Regions from separate parts of the Mus musculus genome. Here region 2 is linked to region 1. A link is a loop called in an ENCODE intact Hi-C map of the cell type or tissue named here. Cell type or tissue: left cerebral cortex. All regions are shown on one strand. Each heading gives the region's core, and the rest is flanking DNA. Links, peaks and the distances in the headings are about the cores only. Region 1 holds the start of Eif3d (eukaryotic translation initiation factor 3, subunit D). Region 2 holds the start of Sstr3 (somatostatin receptor 3).

Evidence for each region. A loop is a pair of places that touch in the nucleus more often than their neighbours do. Peaks named below come from ENCODE experiments on the same cell type or tissue, not always from the same donor. Only the 100,000 strongest peaks of a DNase experiment are listed, where the experiment ranks them.
Region 2: it touches region 1 in a loop (2.3-fold over the local background); 4 of 42 quality-filtered maps call a loop at or near these places.

What each region holds. Positions count from the first base shown.
Region 1 is chr15:77,966,083-77,974,412 of GRCm38, forward strand. It overlaps Eif3d (eukaryotic translation initiation factor 3, subunit D), which reads right to left and starts at 4,742. Exons shown (of 15, transcript NM_018749.2): 1 at 4,601-4,742; 2 at 2,375-2,507; 3 at 2,094-2,139; 4 at 1,221-1,357; 5 at 600-685; 6 at 56-128. The coding sequence starts at 2,497. In left cerebral cortex, for the core only: no CTCF peak of the experiment used is centred there; DNase peaks (open chromatin) are centred at 4,746 and 4,987; H3K4me3 peaks cover 2,152 bases; H3K27ac peaks cover 1,452 bases.
Region 2 is chr15:78,543,939-78,552,268 of GRCm38, forward strand. It overlaps Sstr3 (somatostatin receptor 3), which reads right to left and starts at 407. Exons shown (of 3, transcript NM_009218.3): 1 at 198-407; 2 at 1-11. In left cerebral cortex, for the core only: a CTCF peak has its summit at 3,658 (motif pointing left); DNase peaks (open chromatin) are centred at 717 and 3,759; H3K4me3 peaks cover 1,359 bases; H3K27ac peaks cover 1,375 bases.

The DNA.
Region 1 (8,330 bases), core at 226-8,225:
GGTCAAAGAAAACAAACCCCTCCAAGTCCCCACAGAGTCCCTAGAGGGACACTACCTGTGACTTCTGGTCCCATTTTTGCCTCACTCCAAATTGCTTCTGGAATTTTTTCTGCAAGCGAATTCGTTCTCTGAAAAGACAGACAAAATGCTGTGATTTCAGTGTCGGCTTCTAGCTGAATCGCATCATCCTTCCTAGCTGCTACCAGGATAGAAAATAGGGGCTTAGATGTAGAACACACTGGGGATTCGAGCAGAGGCGCACTACTAGTATCAACCAGCATTCAGCCCAGTTACTCCCATGGCAGCCCTGGCTAGGGTGCAGTGGCTGCTGTGCCCAGCCCCAAGGGCCCACAGGATATAGCATAAGTGGTGCTGCCTGAAACCAGGCATCCAGAATGTAGAGGCCACAGAGCCACTTCAAATGTCCGCCTCACCCACCTCCTGTCTGTCTGCCATTGCCCAGTCTTGGGCAGCAATAGGTGAGGAGGTTTTGCTTTCTTTTTCAAGAGTGAAAGATAGCCAGTCCCTGCCCTGCTCTGTGATTTTGAGTACAGCCCATTTGGGAACATAACTCTGACTTGGCAGGAAGGGACGCTCACCTCTCTTTCTGCTTGGCACTCTTGGGCAGGGTCTGTAGGTTGAACTGCACCATGTTCCTCCGATCTTTGTCTCTGCGGAGGTTGCGCTGGGGAGCAGGAAGAGACCCATGTTAGCCCCTCGGAGACAAGGCTCATGGTATCTTGAGAGTAAGTTTACGGCGTGAGTTCTAAGTTTCACATCTCTTTACTTTTACTCTACAGCGACTACAGAATTTGGGCTAAGGGGAGTAGCACTTGTGTTAGCTTGGACTGTCATTCCCACTTTAATGTGGGTTTACTAGTTTTATTGGAGTTGCAAAGTTTGCAACATTATGTAGCAGGAGGCACCCTACCAAACCATGTAATTAACAAAGGTTGTACATGACAAGTCAGCAAGGCACTGGGTTCCCAGCACAGCTGTGTGATGTCTGAACTACTGTGAACAAAAATCTAAACTCCTTCAATGTATTCCTAGACCCGTTTCACATTATTCTGACACAACTGGTCACTAAACTGCCACTTGGGATTGGCCAAAGGTCTGTAAGCCTTTCCTTTCTCATCAGTATTCCCAAGATGGCGGCTGAGCAGCAGGAACTTCTGCTCTCAGTGAGAGCTGAGTGTGGGCTGCCAGCCGTGGCCTACCTGTGCGAATCTCATCCGGTTCCGCTGGTAGGCGGTCTTCTGTGTCCGTGCCGTGTCCACCAGCTGGAAGCTTGTCTCATCCTCCTCATGGAAATATGCATACTGACTTCCCCCACCGAACTGAGAGGAATACTTGTCTGCAGGCAAAGGTGACAGTGTGTGCTAAGTGCTACCTACACAGTGAGTGTCGTGCTCATGGTGCATGCCAGGCTTCGACCCCACTCGCCTAAGTGTGCTCCTGACCTGAAGCACTGGCCAGAAGCTTGTGAGATGGGTAGACTCACCGCCCCTGCCCAGACCTGACAGATGGGAACCTGTATTTAAACATGCTCTCAGGTGATTCATGATTCACACTCACATTTAAGGTTTAAGAGCTTGGGTCTAAACAACTTACCAAGAGCCCAAGGATGCCACTACCCCGCTGTACCTCTGCGTGGTCATGTAAGAATCTGAGCTGTACCACCACCCCAGCCATCACCCAGAGCTGCGGACACAGCCTTCCACCCCGACAGCCTCTTTTGGACCTCATCCACTTTAACTTGGTACTCTAGGCAGCCACTTCCAAACATCTAACTGGCACCAGGGAAAGCGGCCTCCCTTACCAGAACCTTAAAACTAAGGCTCAGAGCCGAGAGTCCATGGATTGATGGCTCCAGAAGTCCCAAGCAACAGAATGCAAAGTAGCTTTCAGGAATCTCTGGCCATCCTGGGACTAAAAATCATGGTTTGTGTACACTCTATTCCAGAATATACTTCCAATAACTACCATTACCATTTCCTTTCCTTTCTAAAAACCTTTCATGTGGGGCTTACTGAAAAAAGTAATGAGCTTCCCAAGACCCAGATGTGGACGGGCCGCCGAGGACCACTTACTTGTGTACCTCTTGTCCTGGTATGTGGCCCCTGTCCAGTCTGCAACCTGTGAGGGACAAGGAAGACAACAGGTCAGGCGAGTAGACTTCTGCTGACATCGACAGCGACAAAAGGCATCAGTGTCGCCTCTGATGCTCTGCACGTGGCTACCCTGGCTCTGACTCATTCTGGAGGTCAGGGCCTTCCTTAGGTGGTAGCCCCAAAGGAAGGATATCCATCAAGAGACTAGAAAGGCAGTGGGGAACTGTGGAGTAGCTGCCCCAGCTGAAGGGACCCAATACCTTTCCCAGCCGATCTCCTTTGCTGAATGGCTGGTAGGGCATATCCCGAAATTGCTCAGGAACGGCACAGGGACCCCAGCCTGAGGGGTTGTCCTGGATCACAGGTGTCATGAACTTCGCCATCTTCTAAAACCTGTGAACACAAGCAGTGTGAGAAGTTTCAGAAGGAAGGCCGCCAAGTTCCAAACACTCCACCCTCCACTGAAGCTGCACTGCAGAGGTGCACCCTGGCTCTCGAGCACTGTGGACAGGGTTTTCCTGTAAACTGTTCAAAGAACACTCAAAACGCAGAACCCTGCCAACACCAGCGACATTTTCCTATGTCTCACTGATTCTAGGACAGGTTCTTTGGTGAACATCTTTGCAATGAAGCTGTGCCTTTCCTTGATGGGGTGTCCCGTCTTTCTCAGTAGAACATATGATAAAGGTGTCTTCAATTATTCAAGGAGGTAAGAGTAGTGAATTCCCCGAAACACCTTCACCAAAGCACCCAACAGCAAATGTCTCTAAACCCAGTCTCCATCAGAGGGCCTCGGTCAAAGTCTTGGTGATTGTCACCCTGCACAATTACCACTCAGTTACACAAAGGCACCGGCACACAGTGCTTTAAAGACCCTCGGGCTGCTGAGATGGTGCCACAAGTAAAGGTGGAACCAAAGTGGAAAGTGAGAACAGACCCCCACACGTGGCCTTCTCCAGCAGAATGCCACAGCACAAACTCCCACACACGTGCATACACAGACAGCAACAACAAAATCCTAAAAATAAAGGACTAAAACCAACCAAACAAGACCATCCCCTGAACCCTCAATCAGACCCCACCCTTCCAATTTTCCATCAGCACAAGTCCTGTACAGTGCATGCAGCCAAGCAAAAGGACCATTGGTGACCAAGGTGGTCACAAACTTCAGAGCAAAAGCGGCCGAGTGTCAAATGTCCATACGCAGGAGCACCAGGACACTGTTCTGACCGCTTACAGCACACGCGCTCACTAAACCCTTCGGACAATCCCGTGGGGCCAGTCCCATTTTCTGGGTAAGAAAATTTGAACACAGGCAGTGTAGCTTTGGCCCCGCAGTATATAGTATATACCACAGCTCATTTTAGGAAAGTAAAAGCTAATAGCTGTATAATCCAGGGGCTTGCTGGACACTTCCCATCAAAAACCAAAGCAAACAACAAAAGGAAAAAAAAAAAACCCATGCATTGACCACACACAAGAAACCTGAAATTGTCCACCATTAGAGCTCAGTAGCCTCTCCTCCTCCTCTGACACACGGAAGCTGGTGATACTTAGGTGACACGGACAAGAGTAAACCCAGGAGCTTCACCCTCCAAATATGAACGTATGCTAAGTTGTAGGAAGAACACGGGGTTGTGGGAGAGAGGGTGAGGTGGTGGTGGTGGGGTGTGGTGGCCTTCAAACAGCTGACATGAAGTAAGAGGCCCCAGGATGTTGGGGTGCTGTGCTGGACGCTTTACCACCGACTGCTACCACACACCCCATCTTTGAGACACAAAGCTAGCTCTGCTAACTTAAGGAGTCCATCTGCCCATCCCTTCAAAAAGTTTCCAAGGCTGTCTACTTAGGCCCGACCTCCTTCTGGTTATACTGTGGGTAGCTGGCAGCCTGACCACCTGGGGCTTTAAGCCATACCCAACAGGCTGCCCCCAAAGCAACTGTAAACTTGAGTTGTCACAAGTTCAAGATGGCTCAAGGCCTGATGTGCATCATCATCTATCTCCCTGGATGGACAGGGTTTGGTCCTTCGGCTACTGCACACGTGAATCAGAAAGAAAGCAGTAGGGGAAAAGTAAAACGGCGCGACAGCTGTATTGGCCACAATACAGTGTGGGTCACTGGGGACACTACAGGTGGGGGCCATTAACTCCTGGGCTCCGTTTCCGATCAGAGCTGGAACCTACTCTCAGCCCCCCATTTCGGAGCACAGAAACAATCTGTTCGAACCCCTAGAGGAGGCTACGTCGCCCCACAACCCACCCCACGGCGCTGAGCAGAGCGCCGAGCGAGGGATCCACACACAAGGTCCGGTGTCCTGCATTCTGAGTCGTGCCTGGGACCACCGGGGGCCAATTCCCGCCCCGCCCAGCGGAGGGGCACAGGCGACAGGACGTAAAGGAAGGCTCTTCCGGGAGCTCCCGAAGCCACGTCTAGCCCAGGCTGGCTCGCGAGGTCCGCAGGGTCCCACGAAACAAGCCGCTCACCTGCAAAAGCCTTCACGGGCCCGGATGGCGACAGATGGCCCGGGGAAAAAACTGCGATTGCCGGGATACTCCGAGGAGTCAAGGCAGGAGGGAAGATGCGCGCGCAGGGGCCGGTGCCGTAAACGGCGACCAGCGCTGTCGTAAATGGCCCTACCACTTCCTTCTTAGTCAGCGGAAAAATGTCAAGCCGTAAAGTGAGACACAACCGGAAGTGTGTCACAGCTCTCGGCTTTAAAAAAAAAAAAAAAAAAAATCCTCGTTCGCCCCTGAGGTGCCAGACACAAGTGAGGGGATTACGTCAGTGGCGTCTGGGGACGCCCGGAGAGGTTCAGAACTGAATCGTGGTCACGCTCGGGGCCAGAGAAGCCGGGGCGGGGAGTCGGAGCTGTCCCCGCGGTGTCCCATAATGCTTCGCGCCAGGCTCGCCTCCTCTGCCTCCCACAATGCCCCGCCGCGCTCGCTGGCCCCAGCGTGGTCGTCGGTCTGGCTGATCGTTATCTGGAGAGTGGCCCGGCGCGTTTCGTGTGCTTGTCACTTGTGGCCCCAACGCAGGGTGGCAAATGACCTGCCTAGTCCGGGTTGCTAGAGCTTCGGGGTGCCCGCTAGGACTCAAACCTTTGTCCCACAGGTCACAAGCGTCTTTCAACGGAGATTTCTGGTCGCTATTTTTTAAAGCAGATTTAGAGTGCCTCGCTCTAAATCGATATTCAGATCGGGGCTATCCAAGCTACGTCTTAATTGATCATCACAGTTCACAGGGTGCGGGTCAGTGTGACCTCTTGGCGTCTTCCACCCCCTGCAGCCGTCTGGAAAGAGACTCGGGATGGGCGTTTTTTAAAAAGCTGGTCCCTTCTGCCTGCTGTTTATGTTTCCTTGATAGTTTCTCAGCAGATCTCCTTGATTAGAAAATACATCTTTAAAAAAAGAAAAAAAAAAAACATCTTAGATACATGTGGTGTCCAGGGTCAGCCAAGTGTAGTTTTATGGCCTTCATATCTGACATCTCTCTCCCCTCCTCCCTTAATGAAACTGGAAATGCTAGATAATAAATTGTAAAATAAATGGTTGTCAAAGGACATTTCCACATTCGGGTCCTTACCGTGGATACCACTGGGATGAATTTGATCAGGTGATTTGGCCTCTACCTGTGTTGGAAATGGTAATGTTGGTGGGATTACCCATTTCACTAATTTACCAATGAGCTTGCCTTCCCGTTTCCCCAATTTGTGTTCTCAGGATTTGGTGGGTCCTGCTGGGTCCTCGTCATTAACTTAAATTTCCCACCACATTGGGACTAGCCTGTCTGTGTTGTAACTTCAGCCGTACCTGAGTGCTGTCTGCCCTCATAGTACCATCTCCCTCATTGTTCGAACCATTCATACTCCCAGTGGGTTGCTCCTCAGGATGCTCAAAGCTCTTCCCACACTTCCGAGGGAAGATGTGGCCTGACATCTCCCTGCCCTTCTGAACAACCTCTGCTCTGGCCACCACGACCCTGCTCTCATTCCTCTCCCAGCAGGTCCCACACTTGCTGTACTTTCTGCCCCAAAGGTTTACTGTCACTGTCTGGGTCCTATTGTGTGTGTGTGTGTGTGTGTGTGTTTGTTTGTATGTCTTTAAGAGTTAGTTGCAGCATGTTCTGGGATCCCTCTACTCTGAAACTGAAGGGGAGGGATCATAACGACAGAAGCTGGTGAAGTTGGAGATTGTGAGAAAAGTCACTTGCTTTGAAAACAGCCATCCTTCGGACTTAAACAGTTGTTAAGCAAGTTCTCACTGAATTGTCCAGCTGATCCTGAGCTCCCAACACCTGAAAACTTGAGACAGAAGGATTGCTGCAAATGGGAGGTCAGCCTGGGCAGACCTGAAGCTAGCCTGGGCTCCATAGCAAGAGCCCAGATCAGTAGAAAATCAAAATGCCTTAAAATATAAAGAGGCATGTATCTTTGCTGAACTGCTCCCATCATGCCTCTCTCCTTTCCCCTTTCTTTTTGCAGTGGCTCCCAGAGGCCATCTGCTACAGCTTGTCGTTGGAGTTTAGTCATCTTTCCCCTGTTGTGGCCCAGCTGTTCTGCTCTCTCAGATGGAGAGCGATTTGGAGGGTCCTGCCTCATTCTCTGCTCACCGCGCAGCTTGTTCTCTCATGAGGGTCCCTGCCACCTCTCCCCCCCAACTACAATTCTGCAGTTCTGTGTCACTCTTGTGGGGTGGCATTTTTCTAGAGTGTGCCCAAGAAGTGTTTTGTGGACCTAAGGCGGTTAGAACCTGCTTTTAGAGACAGGAAATAACAAAAAAGACTCACCTACATCCCTCCTGGGTTTGATTCCCAGCACCCAGGCATGTTGGTATATACTGGTAATCTCAGCACCCAGGAAGTAGAGATAGGGAGATCAGAAGTTAAGGCCATTTTCAGACTGAGGTTCAAGGCCAGCCTGGGCTATATGAGATCCTGTCTCAAGCCAAAGTTTACATTCTTGTCAGAAAGTTGGAAACTGGGGCCTCTTTTAGCAAAAGGTTTTTCACAGTCTGTCTAGCTTGGAAAGGCACAAAATCTCCTTGAGAAATTGAGTAAAGAACTCATTATGGCTCATAATGGTTAAGGCTAGCATAGGGATTTATGTTTCAAAGCCTCGAGTTTTATGATTACATCATTCTATTTATTTATTTATTTATTTATTTATTTATTTATTTATTTATTTATTTTGAGGCAGGGTCTCAATTCGTATCTTTGGCCAGCCCAGATTTTGCTATGTAGACCAAAATGACCTCCTGTTTATGGAGATTCACCTGCCTGTGCCTCCTGGGTGCTGGGATCAAAGACATGTGCCACACACTAGCACAGCTTAACAGGCTTTAGTATAAACCTTACGCTTGGCCAAAAGGCATGAGAGGCAGACCCTCCCTGTACCTGCTCCGTCAGGGTTTCTTCTAGCAAATGAGAGAGGTGTGCTTCATCCCCTCGGGGTGTTCTGTGTGAAATGAGAGGAAGACTGGCGTGGAAGGGAAGGTGTCTCCTAAGAAGTGACATTTGGGGGTCAGAGAAATGGCTCAACTGCTCTCTCTGAGTACCCAGGTTTGGTTCGAAGTACCCAGATAGTGGCTCACAACCAGTTGTAGGGGATCCAGTGCTCTTTTCTGGCATTTGTGGATAGCAGACATGGAAGTGGTGCATGGACAGACATGCGGGCAAAGCATCTATACATATTAAAAATATTTTAAAAAGTGACGTTTGACCAGGAGCGGAAAGCAGGCAAACAAGGCAGGTGTCTACTCTCGATCCTATCGTCTCCCAGTGTCTTGTCCTTTTGACATTTGTATTACCCGAGTACTTACTTGATTCGTGTTTCTGGCAGTACATGGAACCTTAGGCACAGAGTGTGCACTTAATAAGGATTTGTTGACTAAGTAAAGAAATGAAAGGACTGGAGACAGCAGGCAAGAAGATATTCTCTCTGCATGGCTAAGAGTCCCCCCCCCCCCTTGCATTAGGATCTCATGTTTAACGCTGGGCAGAGCTGATTCTTGTTTCAGAGAACTCCCATGCTGATGGAAGTAAACTGTAAGAGCCTGCTAGGCCCTCCTATGCATTCCTACAAGTCACATCTGGAAGTGAGAGGCCCCAGCCTGTGCTATACTGTTCTGTTCTGATAAAACATCTGTCTAGATAAGGGAAGTGCATGTTCTAATGGAACCCACAGTGCCGTAGAGAGGGATATAACATTTACCGAGT
Region 2 (8,330 bases), core at 156-8,155, 580 kb after region 1:
GCTCCAAGACTCTGGAATGATGGCACAAGATGCTGAGATTAATAGTCCTTCCTGCCTTCCAGCCCACACACCAGAAGCCTCATTGCTTTCTGGAACTCCCTACCCTTTGCCAGCCCCAGACTTAGCCCCAAATTCAATCTGGTTAGAGATTCCCAGGTATCCCACCCTCCAAGTTCCCATGACCTCAGCTCTCTTACCTGCCCACTGGGCAAGAACTCCCTTTGTAGTTGCCAGGCTGGTTAGCATTCTGCAGCCAGGTACCACCAGAGCACAGCCAGCTGGGGTGCCACACGGTGCACACTCGTCCAGCGTTCGTGGGCGTGGACCCTTCCTAGGTCCTTGGGGGCCACGTCAGCCCACGTCGCCTCTCCCATCTGGTCCTCGGCCCTGACTTGTCACCCGCACCTGGTACGTCACCCCCCATCTCCAGGACACGTGGAGGGTGCCGGACACGGGATGGGGGGTCTTCGGATGGCACCCAGTTGGGGGTGGCAAGAGACACTTCTCAAGATGACAGAAATGTGAGATAGCAGGGGACATAAGAAGCCAGAGGAAAATAAGGAAAGGAGGGGGAGGGTCGGAGGTGGAGAGAGAGAAAGGAGAGGGAGAGGAGACAGTGTGTGGGTGGAAAGGCAGAATGAGGGGGAGTAAGGAGAGATGCCTAGCAAGGAGCAGGGACAGAGGAGCGAAGAGGAGAGGCGAGAATAGATGGACTGAGGAGCAGGGAGAGATGCAGAAAAAGGCAGGGACAGAGGGAGGCAGGAGGAAGGAGAAAGAGGGGGTGGTGGGGACAGTGACAGAGAAGGATTGTGCCACAGATGGTGACATAGAGAGCCAGCAGACGCGGGGGGTGGGGGGAGCAGGAGGGTGCGGGAGGGGCCGGGAAGAGGAACTGAGCACCGGACAGCAGGTGCCAGACTGAGGGGCCGCAGGTTAGGGGCGGAGGCCAGGCCGGGAGAGGGAGAGGCAGATCTCGTTACCGGGGAGATTTCAGCCACCCACGCTGGCCTTGGCTCCTGCGGGGACTTGGAAAAAAAGAGGGGAGCAGCAGAGAGAGGGAGCTGCCTGCCAGAGGCAGGACAGCACCAGATCCCTGGGACGTAGTTACCCATAAGGGAGGGGGCTGCTCAGCGGAATGAGGAGGAGAGGGCAGGGTGGGCTCCGAGATGTGGGCTCCGAGCCCACATATCCCTTGTGGAGGATTCTAGGAGCAGCAGGACGGGTCCAGGAGACTGTGATGCTGGGGTCAGTTGGATCTGGACAGAGGAGCAGAGAGATGGTTTAGAAAGTAAGTATTTTAGGCTTTGAGAGCCGAAAGTCAAAGGTATACACCGAGGAAACAAATTCTCACTCTTAACTGATACACTTTGAATAATAACAACTGCCCTTGAAGACAATTGTTCATAACACATCAGCTGATGCGCTCCCTGGGAGGGGGAATATGTTGCTTCATTGGTGCATGAAGGTGGTGGTCCCCAGCATCAGATTCCTCACAGGTGCCTACCTATATAAGCCATTCTTTCTTGGCTTGTAAACTGCACAGACTAAGTAGTAAACTGTGGCCATCTGTGGCTGCTGTTGGTCTAAAACAGACATGAGCTCTGAGCAGCCCTAAGGGTCCAAGGTGGTGGTGGGGGGGGGACTTCTTGGTGCTGTGTTTCTCTGCTCTCAGCCCTGCGTGATGCTTCCCAGTCACCTGCTGTCCACTATCCCTGTTGCCCCCTACCCACAGATTCCCTTTGGCTCTCTAAGCTCTGAGCTTATCAATTTCATTCATTCATTCACTCACTCACTCATTCATTCATTCATTTGTCCATTCATTCTCTGACACCATTGCCTCCAGCCTGGGTCCAGGTTCTAGGGATAAAAGGAATGGAGTTTACCCCGGGCAGACAATCCACACCATATCACTAAAGAGAGTCCAACCTTAGCTGGGACAAAAAGGAATTGGGTACAGGGATGGAGCTGGTAACCATGAGGCTGGGTGAGGAGCTGGCTTCTCATCAAGCAAGGATCTAGGTAGGGCAATCACAACTAAGCCTCGGGGTACTTATGGTCATCTTGGGATCTGGTCCTCTCAATCTGGGTGAGCAGGGAGCTCCTGAGAATGGGGCAGGGGTCTGGACCTTAATTTAGGTTTTCAAGGTTCTTTCACTGCTGCAGGAGTCACACCCAGGGCAAGGACAGGAGCAGGAGGCCAGGCAGGAGCCTCAGGGTCTTCGCACAGGCTTTACCTGCAGCTAGAATACTGATTTTACACCATCCCCATGTGGGGGGCAAACGATTATCTGGTTGACCCCAGGACAGGGAGTCTCACCCTCAGATGTCCAGAGTCTGTCCTCGCAGCTGTGATTTACTTCCTGGTGACTCATCTGAAGCTGGGCATGGATTTTCTGTATTAGACTGTCAGTCCCCCAAGGTCAAGCTCTAGACATGGTTCCCAAGGAGGCCCTGGGTTGGCACCAGCCTAGCACATAGTAGGCATTCGACCCCATTACAAATGAAAAAGGATGGAATATGGATAAATGGGTGCATAAAAGGGTGGACACATGGATGGTTGGATGGATGGATGGTCAGACAAATGGATAGACAGATGAATCGATAGATAGATGAATGGATGGATGGGTAGATGGATAAATGGATAGATGCATGGACGGCCAGATGGATGGATGGATGGATGGATGGATGGATGGATGGATGGATGGATGGACAGATAGGCAGATGGATTGATGGATAGGTAGATGGATGGATGGATGGACAGATGGATGGATGGATGGATGGATGGATGGGTGAATGGATGGATGGATGGATGGATGGATGGATGGATGGATGGATGGATGGATGGAAGGATGGATGGATGGATGGGTGGATGGATGGATGGATGGATGATGGATAAATGGGCAAATGGATGGATGGATGGATGGATGGATGGATGGATGATGGATGGATGATGGATAAATGGGCAAATGGATGGATGGATGAGAGATGACTGAACTCATGGAGTTCGTGGGTGATGGCCTGATGAATCAGGAGTAGCAGAGGGACAAGAAGGGACACCTGGTTCCTGAGGGCATGCTAGAAGTTAGCGAGTGAGTGGAAGGTGTATTATTGTATTGGACCAATTCTGCCAGCAAAAGTGACCCAAAGCTCCTGTTGAGCCCTTTCTCTGGTAATCCAGAACAGAGAGGGGAAGGTATAGGTCCACACCTAGAGTTCTGGGAGCAAGGGACAATGCAGATCCAGAGGGACCCCATCGAGATGGCCCTGCCCTGGAAATCTGAGGGTCTAGAAGCCTGTGGCTCAAAATCCCAAATCCCTGACTTCCGGCTGGGCCTGGCCCCCAGGGCTGTCAGATCTGCTGGGGTCCTGCAAAGGCTACTTGGCTGGCTTTCCCATGTGATCTTGGCCTTGGCAAAACCATGATGGTGTCTCCACCCTCACAATAGAGGGCTCCCATGGCCAGCAATGGTGCCATGAGACAAATAGTTTTTCAGGAGCCCAGACACAACTGGAAGCCAGGAGTATCACCATGGGGCCAGGGAAGGACCTAGCTACTGAAACAAGTCTGTCTTCTAAAACATGAGATGACTTTCTGACCAACTCTCAAACTTTCTCACTAATGTCCCCATTAAGGATATCTTGGGGTTTGTCACCCTCTGCTGGCTCCTTCTGGAGCTGAGTCTCAGGTCTGCTTTGTGCTTTGTACTGACTGTGTGACCTCAAATATGTGTCTGAGCCTCTCTGAACCTCATTGCCAGCTCCTACTTCATAGGGTTATGCAGATAACAGAATGAGCCATCCTACCCCCACTCTCACCCCACACACACTGCAGCAGCTCTTGTGACCCAGTGACTTCTAACTTCTGAGCTCCTGCTTGTGAGGGAACCGAGGACCATAACGTTGGACAGTGGAACTCTGTCCTGGCTCTGTCCCCAGCCACATGACTGTAAAACCCACTTCTTGGAACTTCAGTGTTCTCCTTCAGCAGAACCACTTGGCTGCCAGGCACCTGACCTCGGTTGGCAGGAGACAGAGAAGAGGCTCATGGGATGCCCACACACCCCTCCCCTCTCTCACCTGGCTGACTCTCCAGAGGCCTCAGCAGTCTTCACAGGATTCTAAGAATGCCAACCCCACCCCCTGCTTTATCACACTGATTTTCTCTTTTGAACAAAAGATACTTGAAAATCAAGAAGGACACTGTGACCTTCCCTTCTCAATTTGAAAGCAGGGGCTGAAGGCCATGAGAGGAGTCTCCCAGAACCCGGAGGATCATAACCCACCTGCTTACCAGACAGGGCTGGGGAAGGTTGGGCCTGTAGAACCTGCTTTCTGTTTAACCCTCTTCTTCCCACAGGACAGCTGCTGCCAGAGCCCATGAGGACGTGAGCATCCCCCTCCCCCGCCCCCCATGGGGAAAGTGATCAGGGAACTCTCCTGTACTGTCCCTGCTGTTGATTGAGTCACACGCCCTTCTCCCTTTAATCTGCTCTGTGTCAATTTTATTCTTAGCCCAGCCCAGACCCTTAGACAGCACAGTGAGACCAGCCTACTCAGGAGGCACAGGGACTCTATTAAAATGCTGAGTCACAGACTGACTGCTTGAGGCTCTCCCATGGCCACCTGTCACTCCTGACACTGCCACAGTTCTTAGTGTCGCCCTTCCCCTCCCCCACTGACCTATCATTGCACTTTACCCCTTTGCCCCCACACACATCTCCCCTTCCCTTCCCACAAGCTTAGACATCACCTGCTCTGAGGCAGGCTTCCTCCCCTGGGCCTCCCTTTTCTGTCTGCAATGCAATTATTTTTCATTTCTGATTTGCTCTTGTGTTCTTCAAGCATTATTCGCAAACATGTTTCTGAATCGTCTTGTGCTAAAAAGGTTTTAAACGAAGAAGGCACAGCCATCCTCCAACGGCCCTTCCCTAGTTTGTCTCAGAGGCAGCTCTGACCTTTAGTTGTGTTTATGTGCACACATCTTCCGAAGCATCCTTCTGCCTTCTCTACACCCCTACCCCCACGCACAAACGTGGTGTGTTTGAGAAAGGCTCTCATTATGGAGCCTAGAGTGATTTTGCACAGTTGATCCTTCTGCCTCAACCTTCCGAGGTCTGAGCTCCTAAGTGTTGGCCACCCCATACAAAAGGCATTTTAAATTTTTCCTTAAAAATACCCAACAACCTTTTTTTTTGATCCTTTGCGAGTTTCCCATCATGGACCCCAGTCTGGCTCATCTCCCCACCCTCTCATATTCACCCTTTGCCCTAGCAACTTCCCTCTCCCCACACCAAATAAAACACACACACACACACACACACAAAACAAAGCATAAAAAAATCTCACTATGGAAGCTGCAGTGTGTCACACTGTGTCCCACAGTCTATCCCTCCGCCTACCCACGAATCTTCACTTGGGAATGTTCACTGCAGTGAGTCACTGGTCTGGTTCAAGGTCCCTGGCTTCTGTGACATCAATATTGGCTCCTCCCAGTTTTCCTGTTGTTGCCATGTGTTGTGGAGATCTGGATCGGCAGGACTGGCCCTTTCACACACACACCAACAGTTCACAGATGATGTAGATGTTGGAGTGGACCAAATCAAAGTTCTAGGTCTAGGCCTGGGTGAGAGCTAAGCTGGTCCGCCCACCTGCTCTCCCTTATCCATACCATCATGGGGAGCTCTCCAGCACTGCTCTGGCTAGGCCACCCAATGAGGCCATCAGTAGGATGCAAGTAGCTCTCCTGCTCTCAAACCCTCTGCCATGCCTACAGAGGGAGCTCCACTGTGATACACAGGGATACACTGTGATACAGTGGAGCTGGGGATGAGGAGGGTAGCACTCTTCCAAATGCTGCAGCCTGAGAGGGGCTGGGCCAACTCTCCTGCTCCCTGTCCTGAGGCCAGCTTTCCTGACTGCAGGAGGTGGTGAGGAGAGTTCAGGAGAGGGCACCACCTCTGCACCCAGGCTACCTTCCAGCAGATGAGTGGAGGGGTCAGCTCTCTCCCACACCCCTGCCCTCAGGGCCAGCTCACCCTCATCCCTGTCACGAGGGCCAGCTTCAGTGTGCCTCGCTGGGGAGAAGTATGTCCTACTCTCCTGAGTGTAAACCGTTTACTTTATGTGGCTGAGTTTTTGCCTGCATATATGTCTGTGTACCACATGTATAGCTGGTGCCAAAGGAGGCCAGAAGAGGTGACCAGATGGTTGTTATGAGCTGTGTGTGTGTGTGTGTGTGTGTGTGTGTGTGTGTGTGTGTGTGTGTGTGTGTTGGGGGGTAGAGTGTTGGGAACCAAAACGACTTCTTTCTTCTGAAAGAGCATTCATTGCTCTTACCAGCCAAGGCATCTCTCCGGCCCCCTCTACAGCAGAGATCTTGATTTCTTACTCCCTCCTATCATTCTTCATTCTTTCACTTGCTTACTTAAAAAAATAAACATATTCATTTTCTGGGGCTAAGAATTTCCACATGACCCTACAGTGCTCTCTTGCTTAGGAGGCGTGTAGCCTCCAGAAAGTGTGTGTGCCTGGAGACAGTTAATGCCTCGCTGTCATGGACGGGCAGGGTGGGTGTTGCATTCTGTCCCTGAGTCACTTTGGCTTAGCTCATGGACGCCATCTTTCTTTTTGATCTTAGACTCCCTTCACTGTGCCCATCCCCAGTCCACAGTCCACGCATATTACAAGAGACCTCCCTCCGTTTTCCTCTTTCTTGTCTCTGGCTGTTCTGAGGCAAGCAGCTTTCCTCCACCACACCCTTCTCTCCATAGCCATGGATATAAAAGCAGTGAAGCCAGCTGATTATGGATGGAAGCTTCTGGAACCACAAGCCAAGATAACACCGTTCTGACCCTAGATTATGCACTTCAGATATTTTGTTGCTACCACACCAAAAGAGGGGGGAAAAATCACACAGGAAGGTTGGTTCTGAGAAGTGAAATGATGTCTAATGATAATTCTTGACTATGTGGTCCAGAAGGCTTTAGAACGTGTTAGTGGGAGGAATCTGAAAATTTGACATGAGCTGGTAGATCCCTGGAATGTTGTAAGCAGAGCTGGTTAGGGCATTCTGGTTGAACCTCAGGAAACTGGAATGCAATGGAGATATTATATGGAACCATGAGTAAATGAAGCCTTAAAGCCTTCCCTCCCTGTGTGGTTTTTATCACCGTGTTTTATCTCAGCAATAGAAAACTTAGCTAAGTTAAATTGGTACCAGGAGTGGGGTAATTGCCGTGACAGAACTGACCATGTTGTTTTGAATAGGATTATGGAAAAGCTTCAGAACTTTGGGCTGCAAAAGGCGTTGAGTGTTGAGAGCTCAGTGAGCCGTTCTGTAGGAGCTTGGAAGATAAACCTGTTGAAAGCAATGCAGAGAATGGATGCCCAACTTATGAAGTTCAGAGGGAAGCAGATTGCTGGGCTATTTATGTGAATAATCTTTGGTTCTGCTCAGGTTCGGCTAAAGAATTAGCTGTGATTAAGAGACAGCATTATTGAGGTGAAATCTTCTGGAAAGTGTCTTCTGGGAGTCAGCACACAGAATCTGTGTTCCAGAAGGAGCCAAGATTGTACCTTATGCTGGCAACCAAACTTGATAGTGCAAGAGTACCCCCAGGTGGTCCTGATTTTGAAGACACAAATGGGTCATGAAGAGCAGCTGAGATTTGGCACTGTGTAGCCTGACTGGAGTCCCTGAAGAGAGGCCAGGAGAGGCTATTGGTAAAACTGCAGCTCAGTTGCAGCAAGAAACCTGTGGTGGTCTGGATAGGAATGGCCCCATAGATTCATGTGTTTGAAATCTTGGCCCATAGGGAGTGGCACTATTAGGAGATGTAGCCTTGTTGGAGTGGGTGTGGCCTTGTCGGAGGAACTGTGTCACTATGGGAGTGGGTTTTGAGGTCTCATATGCTCAAGCTATACCCAGTATGGCACACTGTCTTCTGCTGCCTTTGGATCAAGATGTAGACATCTCAGCTCCTTTTCCAGCACCATGCTTACCTTCATGCACTTTGCTTCTTGTCAAGGTAATGAACTAAACCTCTGAAACTGGAAGGCAACCTCGATTAAATAATTCCCTCAACAAGGGTTACCATGGTCATGATGGCGCTTCACTGCAATAGAAGCCCTAAGACAGAACTCGAGCATTTTTGAAGACACACGTACCATGGGGTGATCACCAAGAGCAGCAAGAGCACTGGGGTGTAGCCAGACGGAGCCTAGAAGACAAGCTGTGCATGCTACAGAAGGCAGAGGAAAAGCAGTGACCCAAGCCCCTTAGAAGAACCCAGAAGATTGTGAGTGATCCCAGGTAATTGGACAGTTTAGGT